Regions from separate parts of the Mus musculus genome. Here region 1 is linked to region 2. A link is a loop called in an ENCODE intact Hi-C map of the cell type or tissue named here. Cell type or tissue: gastrocnemius. All regions are shown on one strand. Each heading gives the region's core, and the rest is flanking DNA. Links, peaks and the distances in the headings are about the cores only. Region 1 has its middle 14 kb from the start of Gm42400. Region 2 overlaps Fsd2 (fibronectin type III and SPRY domain containing 2).

What was found. A loop is a pair of places that touch in the nucleus more often than their neighbours do. Peaks named below come from ENCODE experiments on the same cell type or tissue, not always from the same donor. Only the 100,000 strongest peaks of a DNase experiment are listed, where the experiment ranks them.
Region 1: a loop joins it to region 2, with 2.1 times the contacts of the local background. A loop is called at or near these places in 4 of 42 quality-filtered maps.

The regions. Positions count from the first base shown.
Region 1 is chr7:81,740,961-81,749,297 of GRCm38, forward strand. It overlaps the pseudogene Gm18806. Among named protein-coding and RNA genes, the nearest start is that of Gm42400, 14 kb to the left of the region's middle. In gastrocnemius, for the core only: a CTCF peak has its summit at 3,393 (motif pointing left); a DNase peak (open chromatin) is centred at 3,388.
Region 2 is chr7:81,536,094-81,544,430 of GRCm38, forward strand. It overlaps Fsd2 (fibronectin type III and SPRY domain containing 2), which reads right to left. Exons shown (of 13, transcript NM_172904.2): 10 at 5,947-6,080; 11 at 4,219-4,351; 12 at 1,038-1,214. Among named protein-coding and RNA genes, the nearest start is that of Mir1839, 10 kb to the left of the region's middle. In gastrocnemius, for the core only: no CTCF peak of the experiment used is centred there; DNase peaks (open chromatin) are centred at 2,196, 3,713, 5,166 and 6,218; H3K4me3 peaks cover 273 bases; H3K27ac peaks cover 5,263 bases.

The DNA.
Region 1 (8,337 bases), core at 46-8,045, 200 kb after region 2:
TCTTTCCTGTTTTTTAAAACATTCATTCATTCATTCATTCATTTATCTATAATAAATTTACCATTTGACCCAGAATTTCCAAGTTTAGGTATAAGCCCATAAACTTTAATAGTAAGGACTCAAATGGTTACCTGTGTCTACATAACCTGCAGAGACAGCCCAAGTTAAGTAAAACATAGAAACATAGCATAAGCCCACAATGAAATGTTATTTAACTTTTAAAAAGGAAAGGTGTGCTGATACATGCTACAGTGTGAATGATTCTTAAAGAAATCATGTTGACATGAACTAAGACAGTCACCAAAAGGAAACTAAAAAATGAGTCCACTTAATAGAGATGCCAAGGATGGTCAGATTCATAGGAAGAGAAAACAGAATTCTGGTTGTAAAAGGTTAGGGAAAAAGGGAGATGGGAAGTTAGTGTTCCACTGGCACAGAGTTTCAATTCAGGAAGAAAGTAAAAAAGTTCTGAAAATGATGGTTGTACAATGTGAAATGTTTAATGTCACTGAACTGCGTGTAAGAATAGCTAAGGAGTTCAATTTTATGTATTATATTGCAAAGATGAATTCCTGAAACTCTATGGTAGCCTGCCTAAGACCTGCGCAAGATCAGGCCAATCAACATGACCAAGCACGAAGTTCATGACCTCATCTCAACTGAGGAGCTGTGGACAGCTGATGCCTTCTAGAGGAGGGAGAGTCAATGTCCTTTAAGAGGATTATCCAGGGGGCTGGTGAGATGACTCAGCAGTTAAGAGCACTGACTGCTCTTCCGGAGGTCCTGAGATCAAATCCCAGCAACCACATGGTGGCTCACAACCATCCATAATGAGATCTGAAGACAGCTACAGTGTACTTACATATAATAAGTAAAATAAAATAAAATTAAGTTTAAAAAAGAGGATTATCCAATGTTTTTGTGGATTGGCCACACTCCAGTCAACAGCCCCACCCCAGGAGTGTATGGGTGGCACCAGTTAGAGCCCATGAACATAAAGTGGGGACTCCGCTGGCTGGTGGATCTGGGACACATGCAGGAGGGAGCTGAGGTAGGAATGATTACAATACATTGTATGAAAATTTCAAATTCATAAAAATACTAAAACAGAATAAAACAAAGAGAGGTCTTTTAAAGATAAACAGAATATCTCTTAACAACCAGAAATGACCTGGTGGATCATTTTCATAGGATTTTCTATTTTACAATTTTGCTTTTTAAAAAAACCTAAAAACAAAACATATGGTAATTTAAATTCCATTGGGCAAGGAAATGGCTGCTTGTTGGTGGCAGGAGGCAGGGTAATGTAAGGGAAATGTGACAAGCCATTCTGGAATTTTCTGTTTAGCATGCCTTGTAAGAGGAATGAAAATGAACCTGGTTCCTACCCCACACAAAAATGATGACAGTCCTGAAAATATGGAGACAAGAAAACGAGTGAGCCCTCACTGTGCGTGACAACGGCTGGTTAAAGTCAGACGGACTTGGCAGAGAGGTGGTGGGGTTTTGGTTTCCTCGTAGAGGCCCCACGAAGGGGTAGCTAGAGCTCCTAAATTGAAATTGTGTTTACAGGAAAATCAGAGCTTCAGTCAGATGAGCCGCACCTCAGGGTAAATGAAGCTGCCATTTTCCACGTGGACTTCAAAGAGAATCTATTTTCAAGTTAACTGGTAATTTTGTGCCACTTTGTTAACATCAACCTGCTTGGATAATTACATCTGACGATTAAAAAAACTCCTTACCAAGCACCATTTGCTTGGAATTTATTGATCCATTTAGTATATTAGAAAGTCCTTGCTATAAGAAGGTTTGCTTTCAGAGGCAGATTATGAATTCAAGCAATCTTCAAAACAATTTGTAGAAAGAATTTATAATTCTTTATACAAGTTACAATAAGGACATCTTTCAGAAAGCTGTGCTCAGAATGGGAGTCTATATTCCTGAAAAAGATGCAGTTCTTGAATTAGAGGAAAATGCTACAAAGAGCCTCAGTAGCTGTGAGTGTTGTGATGTCCAAAGTGGTGTACTTACAGGGCTGGGCGAGCCTGTAATGCGTCTGACAGCAGCGGGAGATGGAGAGCCACCGGTGCAGAACCCGAGCAAAACACAGTTAGTCTGCGCCTCAGTCTGATCATCAGAAAACAACTGGCATCGTAGAGATGCTAACCACAATTCCAATGTCCACAAAGCCAAAATTCATGCATTCCCCCAAACAAACATCACACTATTGAAAGAGTCATCGCTTAATTACCTGAGTTCCTGGAGCTCAGGAAAAATCCACTGAAGTGAGGCAGCGAATCTAGCAGTGAGATCCCAACGCCGCCGCTAATCCCCCTCCGAAAGAAACGAAAAGGCTGTGTGTCACCAAAGCCATGATCTGTAATAGTGCTTTAGATGAATTCAGAAATGCAAAAGTTGATTCATATACGGCTGAGATAGCCTAGGTTAATGAAAATAACTCTGAAAGAAAGCATCTAATGTCAGAGGAAGAATTTCTAAGTCTTTTAATGCAACAAACTCCTTGTTTGTCCTTGTCAAAGGACGTAGCTATAAACCAGAAGCTCTGAGACAGTCTCTACCCAGAAGCTGGCAGGATGCTGAACCTTTCTTTGATCTATGGTGATCATTTACCTGGGGTCTTGGTTTGTTAGTTGGCATGTGTGTTTCTGATTTGGGAAGGGTGGGGGAGCAACAGGGTCTTATGTAGCTCAGGCTGGCCTCAAATTCACTCGATGGCAAAGGATGACTGGAACTTCTGACCCTCTTGCCTCCACTCTCCAACTTTTGGGATTATAGGCATGTGCCATAATGTCTGGCTAAAACTATGTTTACCTTTCTTGTTTATGTGCCAGAAAATAACCAACCAGTTATAGGTGGTGTCTCATCCATTGATGCTATGGTACCGATCATAATCATGACATATGTTGCAACAAACACGGCTGATTAAACCTGATAGTGAACATGCTGACGCCACCTAGAGCTTACTGCTGTCTAAAAGTTACAGCAGCACTAAGTGACGAAATGTTGATAAAGACATACTTGTCTAGCCTGCAATATGAGTCAAAATGGTTTCTGGGGCTCTTAAACAGAATCTAAAAGCTTTAACCAGAAACATTTGGTAGCATACTCTGTCACAAATATGAGACTCTGCAAAAAATCTAGTGCTATTTTTTATAGTACACACGTCAGACATACAAACTTCAGGGTTTTTAAAGACAATAACAAAAGCCAGCCTTCTCTTTACAACTAGAAGCAATTTTATTTGGCCTGCGGGGTTTAAACTCAGTCCTCCAGTTGAGTGGAACAGCGATTGACTATTTCAATCACTAACACATATAACAATGTCAAGAGAATGTGTCAGGCGTGGGCTCCCTCTCCTGGTTTGGGCCTGGTTAGGCCAGTCATTGGTTGGCCACTCCCACAAGCTCTGAGTCACCAATGCCTTAGCACAACTTGCAGGCAAGACAGGTTTTGGGTTGAAGGTTTTGTATGGGTTGAAGTGGTATGTCCCAGTCCCACCACTGGAATCCTTGCCTGGTTACAGAAGATGACCGCTTCAGGCTCCATGTTCTCCATTACTGTAAGGCCTCACTAGGGTCACCCTCAGAGGTTCCAGGGAGTTTCCTCTGCACTAGGTTTCCACATGACCCTCTAAGTGCCTCCCCATTCCAGGCTTCTCTCCCAGCTCTCTCTCTCCATCCCTCCCTTCCCAATCGGGTATCTGCTGTTCCTCCCCCCCCCCCCCCCCGTGCCACTGGAAAAAGTCTATCTCTGTGTCGCGTGAGATGCATGTGTCCCCTTAGAGCCCTTCTTGTTACTTAGCCTCTGGATCTGTGGGCTGCAGCATGATTCTCCTTCACTTAGCAGCTAATATCCACTTATAAGTGAGCAGAGCCCGTGTTGGTCTTTCTGGGTCTGGGTAGTCTCCCTCAGGATGACTTTTTCTAGTTCCATCCATTTGCCCGAAAAGTTCACAACGTAAGTTTTCTAATAGCTAAATAGTACTCCACTGTGTAAATGCACCCCGTTTTCTTTATCCATTCTTCAGTTGAGGGACATGTGGGTTGCTTCCAGTTTCTGGCTATTATGAATAAGGCTGCTATGAACATAGTTGAACAAGTGTCCTTAGGGCATGGTATCCTTTGGGTATATGTCCAGGAGTGGTTGGTATAGCTGGGTCTTGGGGTGGATGGATTCCCAACTTTCTGAGAAACTGTTATATTGATTCCCATAATGGCTAATAAAGTTTGCACTCCCACCAGCAATGGAGGGGTGTTCCCCTTGCTCCACATCCTCACCAACATAACCTGTTAATTTGTATTATTGATCGTTGCTATTCTGTCAGGTATAAGATGGAATCGCAAATTTGAAAGCTTCTTGATCCAATAAAATTCATCATATAATATAAAAGGAATTTTTAGTCATTTAAGAAAAAAGTTATATTGCCGACATTTTCTAGTACTTGTGGATTTTTTGTCTTCTCAACATATATGTTTCATAAATCTCAATATTGGTACTTTGGAGTGAATGTATGAGTTCATTCACTTATAGTAGTAGCATAATATAGATAATGACACTGTATAAATTTCTTTTATAAATTAGGATTTCCTATATGCTACTATACTAGCTGGGTTTTGTCAACTCCCATACAGATTTAGACACATCTGGGAAGAGGGAAGCATAATTGAGAAAATGCTTCCATTTTCTTGACTAATGACTGATGTTGAAGGGCCCTACCTACTATGGGTGGTGCCATTCCTAGGCAGATAGGACTAATGGTATAAGAAAGCAAGCTGAGAGCAAGCCATGACGAGGCACTTCTCATGGCCTTAGCTTCAGTTCCTGCCTCCAGCTTCCAGCCCAGACTTCCCTGGATGACGGATTATAACTGTAAACTGAAAGAAACCCTTTCCTCACCAAGTTGCTTTGGTCATGGTGTTTATCATAGCAACAGAAACCCAAACTAAGACAGATATCATAATTATTCTAGTTTTTATAAGTTTCAAATTATTTATTATTTTAGAAAACTAAATAGAAAAGCTAACTGGTTAGATCCAGTTATATAAATTTGAGGCATATATTCTGAGATATGCCTTTATTGTATATGTTTCTAGGGTGAAACTGATATTTAAAAATATTTAAAATATTAAAAATATTTAAGACTGTTGATTTATATTATTATATTAAAAATAACCAGGACTGGAATTAGATTGTTCCTAATGGAAATGTTATGTAGAAAGAAAAACTACAAAAATATTCTAGACTTTCTGAATATCTCCTATCTTTGGCTTAAGAACACTTCTGAGGTAGATAAAATATAATTGAAAGCATCTTGGAATGTCTATCAGCTTTAAAGCTTTGGTTTTAGCTGTAAGACTTTGTTATAACAATATATACACTGCATGGATATTTGGAATGTCTTCTTCATAGTCCTTAGGTATCTGAATACTTCCTGAGGATGTCTTCTGGTAAGTTTGGCAACTTGACGTTTGTTACCAGGCTAACACTATGACATCACACGCACCTCCTTTGCTCTTCAAAGATAGCTAAGCTGCAAACAATGTAAGAAGGAAATACAAGTAGAACTAAATGCCCACTCCCGCCTTGCCTTGCAGAGATTATCCTGGGTTCCCATGTCTCCCAGGTTTCCTTTATTTTTAAGCTTCATTAATGTTACTAAAAATAGCAAGAAACCATGTAATAACAATGTGAAGATACATCCATGTTCCTGAATTTTTATTCCTGCAAAAGAAAAAAAACTAGAAAAATCGAGTATCTGCTGCTTATCAAGTGTAAATAAGACCAATCTTACAATAAAAATTAGGCAAATCATTATAGCAGGTTAAAAACGGTTTTGTTTTCAGAGAGGGTCTTGTTCTGCAGCCAAGGCTGGCCTCTAACTCACTTTATTGCCAAGCTGTTCTAGAACTTATGGCAATCCCCTGCCTCAGCCACCACCCCTAACACTGTACTGAGATTACAAGTAGAATGGTAGACTGTCTTAACTACATTTTTCCTGACATGGCAGCTAATCATATTCTCATTCTCTCTAGGAAATATTCTTTTTTTCATTAATTAATTAATTTACTTTGCATCCTGATCATGACTTCTTCTCTTCCTCTCCTCCCACTCCCTCCATCTCCCCTCCCCTCCCCCCATCATGGGAAGGACATAGAGCCTGTACACATATACGACAGATGTACAGCTAGGTCTTCATGTGGAGCTCCTAAGAACTGGAGCAGGGGCTGTCTCTGACTCTGTTACCTGCCATTGGATCCCTTTTCCCTAACTGGGCTGCCTTATCTAGCCTCAATTGGAAGTATTCTTATTACTGCTCTTTAAAAAATGACAGCATTGAGTTGACATTGTCTCTCCTGACACCAAAGGAAAACTAGTTGTAGTGTAATTTCCATTACTTCATTTTTTTCCAATTAATACTCACCAACAGACATAACTAACTAAAGTTTTACTTCAAGTATTTAATGATAGGGCTAGAGAGATAACTTCTGCTCTTGAAGAAGACTTAAGCTTGGCTCTCAGTACTCTTGTCAGATGGCTCCCCACCACCTTCAGCCCCAGCTGCAAGGGAAGCCAGCAAACTCTTCTGGCCTCCATGGATATCCATGTGCATGGGTACATACACTCAGATACATATAAATAAAAATAAAAGTATTTAATGCCATTAACTAAGACATTTGTCTTGTGTTAAATATGTTTGATTATGAAAAGTATTATTGTAAATTATTAAAAGATTATCAATTGTTGAGGCTGGTGAGATGGCTCAACAGTTAAGAGCACTGATTGTTCTTCTGGAGGTCATGAGTTCAAATCCCAGCAACCACAGGGTGGCTCACAACCATCTGTAATGAGAAACAAAAAAAAAAAGAACCTATGAGCCAGAGCGAGTGGGCTGAAGCAAGGGGGCAGAGCAAGGGAGAGTGAGAGGGGGAAGGGGGAAAAAAGACTGTCAGTTGTTTAAATATTGTTTTTAGATATTGTTTTTCACTTGCCATATCTTTTATTCCAAATACACTGACAAATTGGATATATTGTTTCTTAACCTACTTGTCTTAGTTACTTTATTATTGCTCTGACAAAACACCATGACCAAGGCAACTTACAAAAGTGTTTAATTGGGCTCATGGTACCAGAGGGTCAGAGTCCATGGTGGTGGGGCAAAGGTATGAAGGCATGAACAGCTGAGAGCTCATGTCTTGAACTGTAAACAGCAGGCAGAGAGGGCACGCTGGGAATGATATGGGATTGTGAAAGTTCAAAGCCTATCCTCAGCGACACACTTCCTGCAAGAAGGCCACACCTCCGAATCCTTCCCAAATAGTCCACCAATGAGGGACCAAGTATTTTAACATGAGCCTATATAGGCATTCTCATTCAAACCACTGCACTAAATTTTGATGAAATTTTAATAACCATCAAATCAATACTCCCAAAGCTAATGAAAACTATTTTCTGCTGGATAGTTTTAATTAATTTTCCCTAGAGTAGTAATTAAAGCTGATATAACAGACACATAAATTATTGACGTGAGGGTGGAGGAGTAGGATTGCTATGTCTGCACAGCTACAATTTAAAACAGTCTTCCAATTCCCCACTTCACTTATTTTATGTGTAGAGACATGCATTGGTGACAAGAGGTGTATAAATAATAATTTGGGATACTTACCTTTTAGAAAGGAGCATAAATATTCATACAGCAATGAATTTCCTAGTTTGAGGGCTGTTCAGTCGCCTGACTTCTAGATTAATCTGTATCATCAAAGTAAATTAAAGAAGGCTGCACGCTACATGCTTTCTGAAGTGTTTCTGTGTCAAATGGTTGATATTAAAATTTCATGATGTCGTGCAAGGTACACCCTCAAGACATGCCTAAGGAATGAAGAACGTTGGTCCTATTCCACAGATACTGGCTCTGTCATGTTCATTGCTGCTCTATTCATAATAGATAAGAAATGGAAACAGCCTATGTGTCCTTCAACTGATGAATGGATAATGAAAATGTGGCACATATAAAATCATGAAATCCTCATGTAGATAGATGGAACTAGGAAAGATCATATCGAGTGAGGTGACCCAGACCCAGGAAGACAAGTATCTCATGTTCTCTCTCATCTGAGATTCCTAGCTCCAAATCTTCAGGTGTGAGTACATAATCTTGAGTAATAGCAGAAACCAGGAAAGTGAAAAGAGGCCATTGTAGGGGTGGATAGAACAACAGAGAAGGTAATAGCAGGGGGCAAGTGCTCTGTAGTGAGGAATGGGGAAATGGAGGTGGGTACTTACAGAGAGGAGAGGGAAGTATTGAAGGAAGGATAGAAT
Region 2 (8,337 bases), core at 316-8,315:
CTCTATTCTCGGTTCAGATTAAGTACCTGGCTTCACTGAGAGCGGCTCTTTCATTCCTAAAATGGTTCTCATGGTTAGCAGAGTCCAGTCTAATCTGCTCCCTCTCTCGGGGAAAGCTACTGTTCTCTTAATGTTCAGACATGATTTTTTTTTTTTTTAAGTTTTTCAAGACAGGGTTTCTCTGTGTAGCCCTGGCTGTCCTAAAACTAGCTCACTCTGTAGACCAGGCTGGCCTCAAACTCAGAAATCCACCTGCCTCTGCCTCCCAATGCTGGGATTGAAGGCGTGCACCACCACTGCTGGCCAGAGGCTACATCTTGTAAGAGGTAGGGGCCTTGAGGGACACGCCTGCCTGCGTGCTTTGTTTTGAAAGTCTTCAAGTAAAGGAAGGTGGTTGCCATGGCCTTGTAAATCTAAGCATTTTGGGCATTGGCCAGGACTCTGGGATTTTTTATCCTCCATGTATCTAGTCTATGTAGTGCTCCGTGACAAGCTATGGTCATGGGAACCCTTGGCCACACTGCCTTAAGATGGAATGGCTTCCACAGCAGCTCTGAGGATGGAATACAGGAGCTTAAGACCTATACTGCTGGAGCCAAACTGCCTGGGTTGGAAGCCAAGCTCTGACCACAAGTGGGTGGATGATCCAGCTACTGTGAGGGCAGCCTTTATTTATAAACGTACAGGACCGTATGGGCCAGGCCTGGTGGGACTTGCCTTTAATCCCAAAGCTTGGCAGACAGAAGCAGATGAATCTCTGTGAGTCTTGAGGCCAGCTCGGTCTACATAATGCATTCCAGGCTAGCCAGGGCTACACAGTTAAGCCCCTGACTCAAGGGGGACGCTGTTGGTACCTGAAGAGCACATGGCGAGCTTTAGATGCTCTTTCTCTTTCAGGTGAAGTGGGTGGCAACAACTCTTGACATACCTGAGTTTTTTCTAAACAAATGTGTGTGTCTTGATTACTGTCAGGAAAACCTCTCTTTCGTCTTTCGAATCCTTGCTGTGGGTATCCAGGTGGGTAGAGGTGACTTTACCTTTTGGAAACAAATGTATGCCTCATGCACCAGGACAAGGAGTTTGCTCCCAGGTCTTCCTGCTTAGGGACATCTTCACAGGCCACACCCACAGTGTAGTCCAAATGCTCAGCCACCTCCACTTCCCAGTAATGGCGCCCTCGGACCGGAATCAGATTCCCCATGACAGCAACACACCTGGGTTTAGAAAGGGTAGAAGCACAGGCTGGGCTGGGCTGGGCTGGGCTGGGCTGGGCTGGGCTGGGCTGGGCTGGGCTGGGCTGGGCTGGGCTGGGCTGGGCTGGGCTGGGGTGTTAGAGTTCTTGTGTAGCATGCATAAGACTCTGGGCTCTATCAAAAGGTGGGGACATGCTTCACGGTGGTGCTCCAAGCATAGCTGATGCTGAAGATTGGAAGATTGCATCGCCTGGTATGAAACATGGAATGAAGTAACAGTAAAACCTACAGAACAGGTTCTGTTGTGTCTTTAAAATGGCTAAGGCATTTCTGGTACTGAAGGTAGATACACTGTAAGATGGGAAGGACTGAGCACCTAAGCACCACAGTCAAGGCACCATATGCTTGAAGTTCGTCACTGGCCAGAAGGATCTCTGAGGTACCATTTATGCTAGGGGTGACAAGACTCCAGAGGTTGGGCTGGTGCAAAACATGTTTGCTGGACAAGCCTGGCAACCTGAGTCGCACCCCGAGATCCCACGGGAAGTGTTAGGAGAGAGTCCCCCACACCACCCCACCACCGACATGCCACAGCACATGTGTGTCTGTGCACACATGCACAGCACACATAGTAATAGTGAGAATGATAGGAAACATTTTTGGGGGAAAAAAATCCAGAGGGTGACTCAAAAGCATGATAGCACATTCCTTCCCTGTCATCAACACCAACCCCGAGCCCTCCTCTGGGAACCACCGCTGGTGGCTCAGGTATTTCCATGGAGGAAGGTTTCTCTTGCAAGTTGGATCACACCAGAACCTCCAAAGTGAACATCCAGTTCATGATTCCTGTGCTAGCTACGAGGAACCCACTGCTGGGGTGGTGGCCACTTCCACATAAATGTAGGTAAACAGCAAGTGGGGCCTCACATTCACATAGGAAACTTCCACATGAAGGCCAAACTGAAGCCTGCCTGAGAGCCTAGAGACTGATGATGCAGACAGTGACAGCCAATTGGGAAATGCCACTTGCAATACATGCTTGCTTGGAACTAATGGATGCAGGTGGAGGGTATAAAGGCACCTTTCCTCTCCAAGCTGCCCTTGGTTGTGGTGACCACAATGGAAAGCACACTAGGTGAGGCTCCAAGGATGCCTGTGTTCCTCTGCCTCCTCTTTTGTAGGCATGTCTGACGAGTACCTGCTTGAAGAGTCCAAGGGGAGGGCAGGGACAATACCTCCCCCTCCACCCTTGTACACAGCACAGCCATTTCAGATCCACTAAAACTGGAGATTAAAATGGGGCTAACTCAGCTGGACCTCCTCCCAGAGCCAAGACAATGGCTCTTAAATTCTCCCATGTCTCAAGAAGCAGAATGCAAAAAATAAAGATGATCAAAAAGCATTTTCCATAGTCAGGTGTGCTGGCAAGCCACCCATCATCCCCGGGTTTAGGAAACAGGCATGAAGATGGGACATTCCGGCTCACCCATAGCTACATGAGACTCTTAAACTAAAACCCCACTTATGCTAGACTCGCTTGAGAGCACCTGCACCTCCTTAAATACATACAACTGTTCTGTTCTTAATCCTCCACCTGCCTCTCCACCCACGCTTAATCTACAGAAAAGCATTAACCTAACACTGACTTAATCTGAAATTGTCTGTGATTGATTACAGGACTTCACCTAAGTAAAGGCCTTCGTGGGCTGGGATAGCTGGCAGCATAAGGGCTGTGTCTCCAGCTGCCGCCCACGACAGGAAAGCCACTTTCTTCATCAGCAGATCCTCTGAACTCTTAGCTTCCCCCTGACTCCTGGGAAGTAGAGAGGCTATGTTTACTGTTTTAAGCGTGGAAATTGATTCAGCCTTGGGAGTTAATCTGTCCCTTTCCTTTTGTTGCTTTTGTTTTTCTCTCTATTATACAGTAGCCCTTATTTTAAGCCTCTTATAACTCCTTGAAAAAAGATGAAAAATATAAGTTAATATCTCAGCATAATGTACTGAGCTCTGGAAGGAGCTAGCAAGCTCGACAGAGAGACAGCCCGAATGGTAACCTGCCCTCTGGTCTTGTGTAAGTGCAAAGACAGTTTTCCGTGCCACTTTTCGATCTGGAATACCTATCCTGCCTGCTGCTTTGGTGATGTGATCGTTGGTGTGAGGGTGATGGGGCGAGCAAACAACTAGCCGTGAGGAACCATGAGAACTGGTGCTCAGTTTCCTGGAGGGCAGAATGGCAAACATCTTTGAGCTGGAGTTATTTCTTCCAGTTACACCAGAAACTAAGTAGCCAGGATGTTTGCCCAACTGTCACACATGTGGGCTAACAAAATATCTGAATCAGTAGAGCAGCTGGTTTTGAATCGTCTAAACAGAGATCTGGTCCACCATGATGTGGGAGGGGAAGGGTCACCTTTCCCTCAGAAACTTGCCGCCTGCCTCATAAATATTCATATAACTCATTAAGAAGCTTCAAAAGAATCCACTGTGCTGGGGCCATTCCCTCCAGCTCTGCAGCCAGGCCCTGTTTTCACAAATGAACTTCTGCCAGCACTGTGTCTCTTGACCAAATTCTCTCCTTGGAGAAGACAAGACTTAAGGCAGTGGTTCTCAGCCTTCCTAATACTGTGACCCTTTAATACAGTTCCTCATGTTGTGGTGACCCTCAACCATAAACATTTTTGTTACTACTTCATAACTAAAATTTTGCTACTGTTATGAATCATAACATGTGTTTTGTGATGGTCTTAGGTGACTCCTGTGGAAGGGTTATTTGACTGCCAAAGGTCTCAACTCATAGACTGAGAACCACTGGACTAAGGGGGAAATGTCACAGCAACAGGAGAAAGTGCTCACTCAGTGCCTGGTGTCTATCCCTGTGTTATGTGACCTGATAGTCTGGCTATATCCCATAGTGCCCACAGCCTGGGACTTCCCTGGGCAGAGGCCACCACAGTCTTCTCCTCTTCTGGGCATTAGCTACGTTTCCCAAATGCTCCATGGGGGTCAGGGAGAGGCAGTCAGATACCTGGTAAATTGCGTCTTGCTCGGCGGCAGCTCCTTTCTGAAACTTTTCTTCTCACTTCGAACTACCGTAAACCCATCTTCAGAAATGGTCAGCCAGGGATGGCAGGTGTCTTTGTTCAATTGGAAGTAGCTTCCTGTGGGGAGAGGGAACATCGAGAAACCCCAACCTGTTATTGCAGGACTTTCCCTGCATGGTCTAAGAGTATTACCCAAGCATGTGGCTTCTTCCCCATGGATGCACAGAACCCCTGCCCCTGGCAGAGTCATGACCAACCTGTGAATAGGGTGGCCACTATTGCGGGTGGGGGCAGGACTTGTACAATTAGTGCCATGCAATCTGTATATCTTCTCTCCCTTAGCCCTTATGACTGTACCTAGATAGGGATGGTACTGTCCCCATTTTGTAGATGAGGAAACTGAGGCTCAGGTGGTTAAGAAGTAGATGATAGAAGTCAGACTGAGCAACTCACCTCTCTGATCCCAGACACCAGGTTTTTAATTTGCAGGCTCTGAGTGTTTGGACCTGAGTAAGAATTTCTAACCTTGCCAAGGAAAAACCATATTGAGGGGATTTGCTTTTTGTTATTGCTCTTTAAACAGGGTCTCATACTGCAACCACTTTGTCCCATAAGCAGCCCTTAAACTTGTAACAATTCTCCTGCCTCAGCCTCTGAAAGAGGCTCTGAACAGAGCTGGCTATGCCTTTGTTTTCTGCTCTCAGTGTTGTTCAGTTTGTTTTTCAGAGCAAGCAGCTTTAATTTCAAAACACCCAGCTTGCTCTTCCCATCTGTGAGGCTGGAATATGAATGTGCCAGTCACAGACCTAACCTCCTGCCAATGGGAACAGGGACAGAGGCTCAGAGTGTTTCAGTGAAAGAGCTCAGGAAGGGACATTTGTTCCCAAACACTGGCTGGCCTCTCTGCTTCTGCCGCTCACCTGGAGGCCACCCACTCAGCTGGCTTGAACTGGATTGCTCTGGGAGATTTTTAGCAGAGCATTGCAGGGGATGGGTCAGCTGGGCTGGGCTTGGCAATGGATGTTTCTAATGAGGTCTCTGCTTACTTAGGACTTGGACCTGGGACATGCCAGTTCTCTGACATAGTGAAGGCACATGGGACGGGATGTCAGCACCCAGGATGGTCAGACAGAGCATGGAAGTCGGGAGGAGGTTGAACAGTGGAGACTCAGTTGGCTTCTAACAGGGGAGGGGCTCCTTCTTACAGAAGGAGCAGGAGCCTGGCTATTTGGAGTTCTTGGGAATGTGGTAAAACCGTCTTCCAAAGCAGGTGTTCTGGCTCACACCTGTAATGCCCAGCACTGGAGAGGCTGAGGCAGAAGGATCACCTTGAGCTCCAGGTCAGCTTGACTACATATTAAATTCGAGACCAGCCTGAGACACAAAGCAAAATCCCATCTCAAAAAACAAAGCCAAACAACCCATGAAGTAAGAAATACACAGGCTGCTGGGCAGTGGTGGCACACGCCTTTAATCCCAGCAACTTGGGAGGCAGAGGCAGGTCGATTTCTGAGTTCGAGGTCAGCCTGGTCTACAAAGTGAGTTCCAGGACAGCCAGGGCTACACAGAGAAACCCTGTCTCAAAAAACAAACAAACAAACAACAACAACAACAACAAAAACAGGCCACCCAGATCCAGTGGGATAGCCTCTGGTACTTGAGGGACATGGAGAGCTAATTTTGAGTCCCAAGAGTGTGGCTGGCTTACAGACCTGTGGTGTGCACTGTAGCAGGCTCACTTCTGGCACTGGTGCCTCCCACGTTGAGGGCTCGCACATAGATGGTATAGCTGTGTCTAGGCTGCAGCTGTATCAGGGATTCACAGGTTGGGATGCCTACGACAGATCTATGCACAGAAGAAGCAGAGCAACTGTGAGCAGGAGCCCAGGCATCAGCCACCCTTTTTACACCCACTGTCCTCTGACCCACAGCAACTCAGCCAAGACGCTCAGATCCCTGGGCAGGTCGCCCACAGCTCACAGCTTGCTTGCCAGTCTGTGTCTGGCTGGCTCCCTTCCGAGCTCCTCAGCCAGGTTCCCCAAGCACCCAACACTGTGCTCAATGTGACTACTGGAGCAACTGTCACAGAGAATGATCCAGATCATTTCAGTTGGACTGTACGGGAATACAAGCTCATTACACCATCTGGATTTCTGTGGCTGTCAACCCCATTTCCATTCAACTGAAATGGACAACCAAAGTCTTCAGGATGGTGCCCATGTACAGACATGAGAACAGGATGTCATCTTGGAGGCTGCAGCTCTGGGCCAGAGAGACACTTCTGCTTGTTCACTTCAGTAGATTAACCAAGCTCCTTCCATCCCAGATGCTATACACCCTGGGAAACCCGATATAATCCCTATTCCCAGGGAACCTGCGGTCTGTGCGGGAAGAGAGGCAAGCTGAGGTCTGAAGCGGGACGAGCCTTTCCTTCAGTGATGGGACACGTGATTCAGTTTGTTCTATGAGAGTAAACAGCACCTCAGATCACCCAAGCTGCTAACCTGTCTTCCGAGGGCTCCAGCATTATGGATTGGCCCAATCCCAGGTTATTATAAACAGCAAAGGAAACCTGAGTTGCTAGGGTGGTCCGAATCACTGGACCCCTCCCCAGACTTCTATCTCCAGCTTTGCTGTGGCTATAGGCACACAGATCTCGGCAAGAACAGATACATAGAATACATGATAGGCTCTAAGGCTCTCAACCAGACCCGGCCAGCAGGGATAAGTCTCTGTGGATTGAAGGAAAATGCCAATGATCTATGTGGGATAACCAGGGGACTCTGAACGTCTGAGCTCAAGTAGTGCAAACAAAGCACGTCTCGTTCTTATTAAGCAAACAAAACATGAGGTGACGTTTGCAGTTAGCTTAAGCAGATGCAAGTGTAGCGAGCGAGGGAGATGCTATGTTTTATCATCCTTGGGCATATAAGAAGAGCCAACAATATTTCTCCTAGGCCTTTGCCATTCCCACAGAGATAATATGGACATGCCAGGGCTTCCTCTCCATGTCTCTGCATCCAAGTACATTCGCTCACCATAGTTAACGCGATTCTTTGTAGAAGGTCCCCTGTGGGAAGAGCATTCTGCACTCTGTCCCATCCAGAGTCCACAGTAAGTTCACAGCGTTCCTTCTTCACAGGCTCCTGGTTGGCTTACATCAGCCTCTCTAACGGCCTCAAAGGCCTTTTCCATTCTCATGACCCAGCTCAGTGCCTTCCCGCAGTCCCCAGCAGAGCTACCCTGGACTCCCGGAGTCCTTGACCTGTAAGCTTCAGGTCTGACTGCCTGGCTCTAAGCCTGAGCAGCCACGCTTCCTCTTGTGGTGCTATGTGGTAGACTCCTGGGACCTATAGGCCCTGGTGGCCACCACGTCCAATTCCTCACAGACTTGTGAAGGCCTCTCACTCTCAGACTGGTGGAGAAGGCTCCAGGCAGTATTCTGTATGCTTTGTACACTGTACATCGAGTCTCCTTTGTCATTCCTGGACCCTTCATCTGTAATGCCCTAATTTTAATCACATTAGCTCCAGTTCCTGCAGAGTATCCAGCCCACTCCTGTCCCCAAGGCCATGCCCAGGAAGCTTTTCCCCTCTCCCCAGAACATATATCTGACTCACTCTTGCCCTGCTCAGGCTTAGTCCTCCCACCCTGGTCTTAGATTAAACAGCTATCACAAAACAGGCCCTGCCCCACTCCCTTTCTCTGCATTACGTTCCTCCCTGAGTTGTGTGTTCTGTGTAGTGTATTGGTTTGCCTGTGCTTATTCTCCTCCCTGCATTATGAGCTCTGTATGGCAACAAATGTTATCTGCCTACTTCTCTAATACCAGAAGGCTCTCAGTGATTGATTCTTGGTACATGAATGGAAAGGAATTTTTTTTTTTAGATTTATTTATTATTATATTTAAGTACACTGTAGCTGTCTTCAGATGCACCAGAAGAGGGTGTCAGATCTCATTATGGATGGTTGTGAGCCACCATGTGGTTGCTGGGAATTGAACTCAGGACCTTCGGAAGAACAGTCAGTGCTCTTAATCACTGAGCCATCTCTCCAGCCCGGAATTTTTTTTTTTTTTTTTTTAGGCAGGGTCTCAGACCCAT